2 separate regions of the Homo sapiens genome follow, and region 2 is linked to region 1. A link is a contact called in ENCODE POLR2A ChIA-PET data. All regions are on one chromosome and are shown on one strand. The core of a region is the stretch at or near the end of the contact, and the rest is flanking DNA. Distances in the headings are between cores, read along the strand shown.

What was found. ChIA-PET counts read pairs that join two places held with the same protein, here RNA polymerase II (POLR2A).
Region 2: POLR2A ChIA-PET joins it to region 1 with 10 read pairs in WTC11. The contact joins two enhancer-like sites. POLR2A ChIA-PET finds 5 or more read pairs at or near these places in 2 of 52 experiments (OCI-LY7 and WTC11).

What each region holds. Positions count from the first base shown.
Region 1 is chr9:107,018,937-107,024,203 of GRCh38, reverse strand. The region is part of intron 4 of LOC340512 (a long non-coding RNA gene); the gene reads left to right. Among named protein-coding and RNA genes, the nearest start is that of ZNF462, 160 kb to the right of the region's middle. Within about 2 kb of position 3,928, at least 2 of the 41 ENCODE cell types and tissues checked have a DNase peak (open chromatin) inside an H3K27ac peak, as active enhancers do.
Region 2 is chr9:107,063,929-107,069,068 of GRCh38, reverse strand. The region is part of intron 3 of LOC340512 (a long non-coding RNA gene); the gene reads left to right. Among named protein-coding and RNA genes, the nearest start is that of ZNF462, 200 kb to the right of the region's middle. Within about 2 kb of position 1,593, at least 2 of the 41 ENCODE cell types and tissues checked have a DNase peak (open chromatin) inside an H3K27ac peak, as active enhancers do.

The DNA of each region.
Region 1 (5,267 bases), core at 2,679-5,178:
TTCAAGGAGTCTCATGCAGTAAATGATTGGACCTGGGGACTTATAGGAGGTGAGGGTCTAATATGAGGAGTCCAGGCCCATGTCCAGGTTCTTCCTTGGGTAACTGGGTAAATGGTGGTGTTTCCCTGAGACCAGGAGACCCAGGGAAGGAGCAGGTCTTGTGTAGACAGATGGTCCATGGGGTTTGTTCATTAAGGTGCCTTGAACGTGGGTCTCTGGCGAATAGGAGAAAACAATGCCCAGGTGAACTGGCAGAAATACATGAATGTGTAGATGGAAACCCAAATGCAGGAACAAACCAACCAACCAACAAACACCTCTCAACCTGCCTCTTATCTGCAACCTGAAATTTCAGCATTTTCCTGAAAACTTAAGGGGAGGAAGATCTTAAAGATGTTCTTACAAGCAAGGGGTGGTAAATAGAAATTAATTGGATAGCACTTGTTATTAGTGTTTTAATACGTGTTAAATGTCACTGACATTTTGTGCCTTTTTAAAAACTCTATTTTAGGAAAAATATGAAACTTATATTCATGAGACCTTTCCTAGGTTTATTGTTGATGTTTCCTCCTCTTCCTCCCACCGTCTGTTCTCTATAAGGTCTTAATTTCTCTAAACCCAAATTCTCCTACTCTGACAGTTCAGAAGCCCATTCTTTCTGGTAGGGAAGGCAGGTCTTTATTTATGAGTGTCCTATTTCACAGATAAGGAAAAGAAGAGTCACAGAGAGTAAGTGATTTTCTCATGGTCTCATTCTGAGTCAACAGTGGAGCTGGTATTTCAGGACAGACCCTTCGGGTCCCAAAGGCCCATGTTTCCATCCACCCTCACCAGCTCCCTGAGAGGTAGGTTGGGCAGATATAGGACACAGGCTTGGAAGAGGGGCTGCACTCCCTTCATTGTTCCCAAGCAGAGTTTTCTGGTTCTTTAAAAATAATGAGCACTGAACAGTTTGGGTTGTAAGTAAGATAAGAGCTGCAGGTCTGCTAAGCTCCTTTTTAGAGTCAGGGAAACAGTCTGAAATAAAGCGATGTGGTGTTGCTTGCAAAACTCTAGAAATGCTTTCACTTGGCTAGAGAAGTTTACCACTATCCTCTCTGAGCAAGAGGATGGTTGAGAGAGAAGCATCAGATTGAACATGGTTCTATTGTGTCTAGATCAGTTAAAGGTTCCTTAGGTGGAGGACATTTCAATGCCAGGAGAGGTGCCATGAGAGCCTCAGCCCCTCCCACTTTGTTGATGGACTTCCCCATTGGAGTAGTTTCTAGGAGCACCAAGACACACTTATTCATTCACCAAATAGTTATTCAGCACCTATGTAAAGTGTACTCCCGGTCGCTTAGCCTACATCTGTCTCTACTTTCCTCCTCTCTAATTAAACCTAGATTTTTTTTTTATATCTCATTCCTATTCTAGATAGAAATCATAATTTGTCTGGGACAATCAGATGATGGTGATTACCTGCCAAGGACTGTATGGGTGGACTAACATAAATTGACCCAATCAGATTACAAGGAAGGTTTTATAGACTGCACTTGGGAAAGAGGTTGCCCTCTTTTCTCTTCTAGATGTGAATCATATGGTGTTGAGGGTCATGCTGTGACCACAAAGGCAACTAGCTTTAGGGTGGAACTGAATTGATGATGGCCAGAAAAAAAGATCAGAACCCGAACCCTTGATGAGATCATTGAGCTGCTGATCCTACTGCATGGTGTATCTGACTTCTGATTTTTTGAAGTTATACATTTCCTCATTGTTTAAGCCAGTTTGAGTTTGAGCTGGGATCTGCTATTACTTGCAGCACAAAGCATCCTAACTATATCAATGACTTCTTTGTTCTAGGCACAGTGCCAGGCCCTGGAAACCTAGTCAATAAGACACAGTCTTTGCTCATTGTGGAGTGAGAGAGGTACAGAAGTGAGCAGAACACTTCAATTCTGACTTATCAGTTCAGTGCAATGATCTCAGTAAGCCCTAAAGGCTACAGGAGCACCTGGGAGGGAAGCCTCATTCAATCCTGGGGGCAAGGGAACCCTTCCTAGAGGAGGTGGCATGTAAGCTGAGACCTGAAGGATGAGTGAAGATTCACTGAAGAGATGTGCTTTAAGTCTGAGAGAGACAGGCTCAGATTTAAATTCAGAAGAATCCCTCTAGCAGGCCATGGAGTAGAGTGTTTTACCCTCAAATGCTCATGCATATTGGCTCCCAGTGCTCCCTGAACACTTAGGGTCAGGCAGCTGAGTGTGTACTTCATCAGTAAATCTTGGGGAGAGGGAAGCCCCTTTTCTAACCCTCATATACATGTTATGAGGATTAAATAAAGTAATACATGTAAAGAATTTAGCTCCATGCCTCTTTCATAGTCTGTGTGCAATTGATGGTAACCACCACCATCATCATCATCGTTGTTGTAGTTTTTAATTCTTTAGTAACGTAGGAACTTTGTTTCCAAGAACTCTCAAAGTGTGATTTGGAGGTCAGTTAGGATCTTCTAGTATCTTCACAAGGTTCATAAGCAAGAATCCTGCAGTGTTTACATTTAAACCAGGACAGTGACTATATTTCTAAATCTAACCATAATCAATAACCAATTTAGGATAATTAATAGAAGCAAGACATCTTCTCATGGCTGCTTAGTCAAAGCATGACCATCTATCACTTGGGAAGCCTCTTCACAGGTAGTGTCGGGCGTGGGGTGGTGGGATGCATGGTGACTGACTGGAACTTTTTAAGTATGAGAACCCTCTGCAGTGGCAGAAAAGTATTTGCAGAGCAATACTTCTGTTTCTGGAAGACTCAAACAGAGCTGCAGTACAGAAAAAAAGACTAATAAGTGAGGGTGGCACTTGCTCAACCAATTATACAGAGTGAAATTATGAGGCCCTCTTGGACCACACCTCATTTCAAAGATCAGCACTGAGCTTCTGCCTCACTTCTACATTAGTCAGGCTGCAAATACTTATGGAGCAGCCCTACAACAAGCCAGGTGTGCTCATAGTTGTGGGGATATAACAGGAAGCCTGAGAGAGCCCCTGCCCTCAAGGAGCATGCATTTCACACTCTGCAGTCCTCCTCTGGCCCCGATACTGCTTTATCACATGGCATTTTCACAGTGGATACTTTTATTCCCCTTTCTACGGATTAAAAAAACTAAGGCATAAAAGAGGCTAAATAGCACCCCAGGTTTCAAAGCTCATAAGAGAACTCAAACCTGGCTCTATCTGACCCCAGAGCCTGTGGTGTGAGCTCTACCCATCTTCCATCTTCATACTTAACGACTGAAGAAATCAAGCCATTTACATTTCTGCAAGGCCAGCAAGAGAAAAATCAGTGGATGTAGTAGAGATGTAGTAAAATCAATGGCCACATATCAAGTGTCTACCACATACCAAGCACATCCTAGTCTCTTTAATCTGTTTTTATTTTAAGCCACCTTAAGGAAGGTGATGTTATTGTCCTTTCTTTGCAGATGGGGAAACAAAGGTTCCAAGTCACTAAAGAATTAAGCACAATAACAATGAGAATGATGATGATCAATTATACCAAGTGAGCACAAACTATGGGAAAGGCCTTACTTATTGTATTTAATCCCTATAACATGTATGTGACTAGGTACTTTTATGTCAATAACTTTAATGCCAAAAATAGATGGAGAAGCTGAAGTGTGTGAAGGTTAAGTGCCCAAGGCCACACTATAAATGGAGCAGTCAAGACTTGAACTAAGGCAACTTGGCTTCAGAGACTGCACTCTTAACCAGGCTGATGCCCCGTCAGGGACAGGACACAGAGGCAGGGCTTCCCTGCTTGACAGGCTACCAGAAGCCAGAGTCTTGGGGAGATGTAGATGGGCCCAGGCCTGCATCTGCAGTCTTCCAAACAGCCCCCTGGAGGAGGTTCTTCCAGCTCTAGGGAAAGGTCAGAATTTCAGTCTCATGTTTTCACACATCTTAAATGGATTTCAGAAGCACTGGGGCTGCCCCAGCTCCTCTCTTTAAACAATGTGGTTAAGCTGTTGTAGCGTTGCTAGAGACTGCATTCCTCCTGCATTGTGATGTGGTTTTTGGCAGTCATGCATGCAGTTAGCTAAACCAAACTAAGCTGTTTCATTAATGGGAATTTCAAGAGAGAAATTGTGAGTAGAAACAAGGCAAGTTTGCTATCCAGCCCTAATTCAAAAAGCCACATAATTAGGTAGGTGGGGAAAGGTAGTGTCCCCTCAGATTCCTAGAGTGACTCTCTCTCGTTTTTCTTTATTAGGTGGTGGTGGTGTGTGCATGCTTATGTGCATTTGTATGTGTGTGGAGGGATGTTGGGAAGGAAGTCCCAGCAAAAGATCTATTACCCTGGACCCTCTGGGTAAGCTTTCTCTGTCGTATGAAGAGCATAATACTGACTAATCGGTTTCAGCTCTGTTCAGCTTCCTTTTACTTCCACCAGTTCTCTTCTACACAGCCCTCAGCAGCAGCTCCAACCCTTCACCTCTCTGCCTACTCATCCCTCTCCTCTGACTTCGGATCCCACCTCAGCATGAACCCCGTCACTCCCTGAATCTTTCACCTTCATGGAGAGGAGAGCACATTCCCTTTGCACTTCCTTCCCTCTTCATCTCTAAAGCCAATTGTTCTCCTGTGCCCTGTATCCCAGTAAGAGTTTGCTTGTCAGTGCCCCTACAACTGCCATGGCTCCTTCTTTCCAGTGTGATAAACATGTCCAAGTCATGTGTATTCTAAAAAACAGTCTTCCCTCAACCCTCTCTCTCTCAAGCCACCGTCCCACTCTTACTCACTTGGCTTCACCACTAAACATCTTGACACAGTCTGCCCTGTTAGTCACAGCCAAGGATCTCCACTCCCATCACAGCCAATTCCGGCTTTTCTCCCCTCCTCTACTAGCAGTCACTGCTGCCGTCTATTATAATTTTCAGACCCAGGGGACCTCTTCTTCCATTTCCTAGCCACCTCTAAGCAAGGAAGGAGGAGGAGGCTCAAGGTGACCTCTGAAGGGGGAGTGTTGGTATTGAGTTCTCTGGCGTTTTCTCAGGGAGAGCCTGGAGTTGCAGACAAAGACATTTTTCATCTACCAAGCTGCATATTTTTACTTAGATATTTTAAAAAGCAATATCGAGCTCTGAAAGAAAATGTAACATTGATGCCAAATCAGATGAGAACTAACACTTGGTATCAACAGGAATATATTTGAATTTAAAAAGGCTAGCTGCATCTGACAGCAATGTGTCTCAGCTACTTAGAGGCTGAGTGGGGTGGGGG
Region 2 (5,140 bases), core at 344-2,843, 47 kb before region 1:
GGTGACAGAGTGAGATTCCATCTCAAAACAAAGGAAAAAAAAAGAAAGGAACGAAAACATTATGTACCTTGGCTGATTATCAGAAGGCTTAAATGATTTCATACATGCAAAGTACTTAAACAATGCCTGCACCATAGTAAACACGTGATGAATGCTTGCCACTATTGTTGAACAGCATAACTCCCCTGCTCTGAATCTACTTTCTCATGTTAATGGGGTGTCAGAGGCATGTCTCCTCTCTCCACCCCAAGCTCAAGGATATTTGAGTGAGCCTGACCAGGTCCAAAGTTCAGCTTCTTTCCCATACAGAGAGATAACACAGTGTCCCTTTATGAGTTTATGAGTGTGTGGTGGTTTAGCTGGGAGGTGCCCACAGGCAATGGCTAGATTTCTGTCTTGTAAGGTCTAGAACTGCAGGTAGGGTGTTGATGGCATTCATTCCAGGGAAGAAAATGTTGCAAAGCTAAGTGATGACCCCGCTCACCAAATGGTCCCATCTGCCCTGGCCAGTCTGTGGGGTTGGGGTTAGTGCCTTAGTCTAACAAGGGCTCTTGGTTATGATCCTCGTTCAGGTTACACCTGAGACACCTGAAGAAGACCTAGTGCTTCTGCAGAGCTTCAGATTACACAATAGGCACCAAAGAGCTGACCCCCAAGAAGTACTCACCTAGTCATACCAGGCAGAGTTGGACCCTTGCTTGTGTACAAGGTGCAGGGAATGATTGGCCCCAGGGAAGTCATAGTGATCCAGTGAAATAATTGATTGTCAGAGATCTGGTCATGAGAACTGCCTCAGGAGAATAGCCCAACAAAGTTGAGTCAGCCCAGCAGAAGCCCGGACCTACTCTGCAAGAGGAACTTAAGACATTTGATACCTGCCTCAGTCAGGGAGACCAAAGGATCCAGGCACAAGCTTCGCAAGTGGAGTTTTATTAGACTTGCACACTTCCATTAGACTGGGGCCTTCTCACAGTAAATTGCTATTAAATTAAGTTTGGCCTAAAGCTGCATCCATACATATTTTAATATTGGCTTAAAGGTTTCTTCATACATATTAAACTGTAACCTGACTTGCTGTGTACACAGAGTGTAACGTACTCTCATAACAGGTAGCGAGTCTCAGCCAATCACTGCAGCCGAGTTTCAGTCCATTACAGGCAGCCAAATGTTTAAACAGTGTTCAGATAAGGCAAACGCCAACCTGTACCTAACCCTGCTGTTTCTGTACCTTGCTTCTGTGTTCTGTATGTCACTTTCCTTTTTTGGTCTGTAAATGTTACCCAACCAAGCAGCATCCCTGGAGTTGCTCTGAACCTATTCTGGCCCTTAAGACTGCCCAGTTGGTGAGCTGATCTTCATTCAATTAAACTCTGTTACATCGGATTATTCTAAAGTTTTTCTTTTAATACTATTTTCAGAATTTTCACATCATCTGGGTGAATTCTGAAAGGACACCTACATAGTAAAAACACCCTCTCTCCTATAATCTGGGTGACTTTGGATAGTGGAATAAGCCTGCTATAGTGGATGAAGCAATTAGTCCCCACCTGTGTATTTCCTGGGTGCGGGCTCCTTGCTCCTCCAGGCAGTGGATGTGTAAGCAGGTGGTTTTCCCACTTTGAGATGGCACACCCAGTGACCCTCTACACATATACCCCAACCTTGCAAATGATTGCTTAAGGCCAGCGGTTCTGATTTGTGAGTTGGGCGCCTGGTTTGTCATATATACAAGCCTTTGGTAGTGAGATTTGTAGGGTCCCTTTCCTCTTCATTTTTGCCCTAATATAATTTAATCCCAGGCCCTCAAAGCTGACTTTTTGCATAAGATAAGGACTTAATGGAATCTTGTGAAGGCAGAACTCTAAATACTTGGTCACAGCCTTCCTTTACCAATTCTCCAAAGGTGAAAGGCAGTGGTGGTGGGGATGTTGGGGTTATTACTACTCCTGGAGCTTCCTCTTCCTCTTAAATAGTACCCCAGTCTTAACTGGATAACCTCAAAATAGGTCACTAAGTAGTTTAGCAATCCAGAAATAATCCTTCACAAATATCCTATAATACCTCTACCTGCCCCAAAGCTATCCTATTCTGAGAAGCACCAAATGAACCCTGTCAGCCAAGGTCTTCTTTTTAAAGATGGTCAGGCAGATTCTTGCTACAGCAGAAAATAAATGTGTTCTCTGCAGGCCATCAAAATACCCAGGTGTTTGGTGGGATAATTTGCTATATTCACAGTTTTCTTTTTAATAAACATGAGGTCTGGACTATAAGATCCTTAGGAACCCAGCAACTTGTTGGGATATTTTATCTGAAATATTTGGCCATCAGAATATTGGAAAGATTATTCTGGGACAACTGTAGGCACTTTTCATGATGACTTTCCTAAGATAATTTAAAAATTTTGAAAGCCTGCCAACTTCAAGTTATCTGATCCATTTGAACCATGTTTCTAAAGCTCAATCCTAAATAGAACTCATGAAACCAAAAGCTTTGTCCCTCCTTGGTGACATTATCCCAAGAAGATTATTATAGAATGCTGAGGATGTCACTTTACCTGAATAAAGGATAGTGGCATGGGAGAGGTGGTGCTGATGCATTGAAGACTTAGTATTTGAGTGACTAATTTGACCTTCTTCTAGCCTGGAGCTAACAGAGTAGATCTCACACCAGCACTACAGCATGAAGGTAGACACAGCATGATAATAGCAAAGTAGAATTACCACAACCTCAGCAAGTCAGTACAGTCAGAATCAAGGTTGTTTGCTTGGAGGGAAGGGTATAGAGGAGAGTTAATATTGGCAGTAAAGTGGGTATGGCCTCCCCAGAGGCCAGTATTAAGCTGACATTCTTAAGGTGGTCTCACTGGCATCCAAAAGCAGATACTCATTTAACTCATGCACAAATTTGTAATATCCAGCAATTGTCATCATCTGATTTAGCTACCAAGGCCTCCCCTGGAAAGACTTCTGACTCCCTTGCCTGTTTTATGCACAGACATTTCCATCTTAATTTGGGACAATCCCTGAAGAAGATGCCAACATCTTGCTTTGATTTTTTTGCAGGTGATTTCTTCGGACTTTACCCTGTCTTTGTTTTGATGTCTGCAGAGAGTGCTGAAACACTGGCCTGGCCATGGTTACTTCCTTTTTCAGCCTGGCTTGGCTCCTGAGTGATTTAAGACCTGTTTTGGAACTAAGTGTGGGAGTTGGAATGATGTGGAAGAGAAGGTCAGATAAATAACAATTGTCATCAGGAGACCCAGGCAGAAATGGGTCTGCAGAGGCACAGAGAATGTTCTTCATGGGCCCTGTTCCATTGGTTACAAATGGCCCTTTTATTTTCATTGGAAGGGATAAGGAAAGTTGTCCCCTAGGAACGTTCTCACAAATCCAAGGCCTCTTGCTCTTGCAGAAAGATATAAGAGCTTATAGTCCTGAGGGTTACCTCTTTCCAAGAATTCCTCATTTGGAAAAAGAGATGGTGTTGGAATCCACCTGAGACGCTCACATGTTGGGATCAGAAGATAGTGACTGGATGGATAGAGTTTTTATAGTTCAGATGAATAAAGACTTCCTTTGCTACTGCACTAGCTGAACCTTTATAAAACACAAATCAGATCATGTCCCTTCCCTGCTTAAAGCTCTTTGATAGTTCACCATTGATTCCACAGTCAAGTCCTAGATTTTCTGACTGCCATTTTAGCCCTCCATGATCAGCCACGGCTTATCTCCCTGGCCTTTCCCCTCAGTGTGGACCCTCTCTACTCATCCTTTATGGCAAGGGGTTAGCATACTGCAACTCATAGGCCAAATTTGGCTCTCAAGGACTAAACTACACTACAAGCTAAGAATGGTTTTTACATCTTTGAACAGCTACACATTAAATGATTTTGCAAGGAGTTTGCAAGGCAAAAGGGATTCAGTTAAGGGTTTTCCAGGCAGATAAACAGCATGTGAAGCCATACAAGTGTCAAGACATCATATCAAGAGAAAGTTGTTGTGGGGTCATAGAAGGATTTTTAACAGAAAATGGCAAAGTCATATATATGTATGGTAGGAACAGAAAGGAGAGGGCAGGGCAAAACTGGGGGCAGGGAGACCAGACAGGAGGTGATTTTACTTGTTCAGTTAAGCAGTCATGATATATAAACTCAGACAAATGTGAGGGTGAGGGGAAGAAGATGAGCACTCAGATCTGAGAGGGCTTAATGAATTATCTGTTACAGATGGGCTGTCGTTGGTGGGTGGGGGAAAGCTTGGCTCTGGTTTCCTCTCACAGGTGACTGGTTCTGTTGGCTCTGGTTTCCTCTTATAGGTGGCTGGTTCTGGTCCCTGAGAGGATAATGGAGAGACACCTGAGCTAGAGAATGCCTTAGAAGTCAAGGTGCTGGCGTGCAGGGAGGATGAGGCATTGTTCAATGTGAATGAATCATGGTTAAAATGTAAATGAATACCTTCAGCCATCACCTCTTCTAGGAAGCCTTCAGGCTGAGTTATGGTCCTCCTCTGTTGGAGCATTGGTTAGTCATTCAGAACCTTTACCAAGTAGCTCTTAACTGGTTTGTACTTTTATTTTTTACCCCACTTAGATGGGATGAACTCATTGAAAGTTGATGTAATGATTAATCTTTATTTTGTCGGGGCCTACAGTGTCCAGTTGCTCAATAAATGATCATTGAGCTTCACTGAATAGAGGTGGGGCCTCTTGGGGAAGGTCCCCCTGGGTGATGTGGTGGGCAGAGCAACAGCTTTGTCCTCTAACAGACCTGTAGAATCTTTCCACTTTCTACCTTTGTGAGTGTTGACAAAAAGAGTGAAACTCTATAAAATATTTGAAGAGATTTATTCTGAGCCAAATATGAGTGACCATGGCCTGTGACCCAGCCCTCAGGAGATCCTAAGAACATGTGCCCAAGGTGGTCAGGGTGCATTGGTTTTATACATTTTAGGGATACATGAGACTTTAATCAAATACGTTTAAGAAATACATTGGTTCAGTCCAGAAAGGTGGGACAACTCAAAGTGGGGGTGGAGGGGTGGTGGGGGTAGGGCTTCCAGGCTAGGTTATAGGTAGATTTCAAGTGTTTCTAATTGGTAATTAGTTGAAAGAGTTATCAATAGAAAGGAAGGTCTGGGTTGAG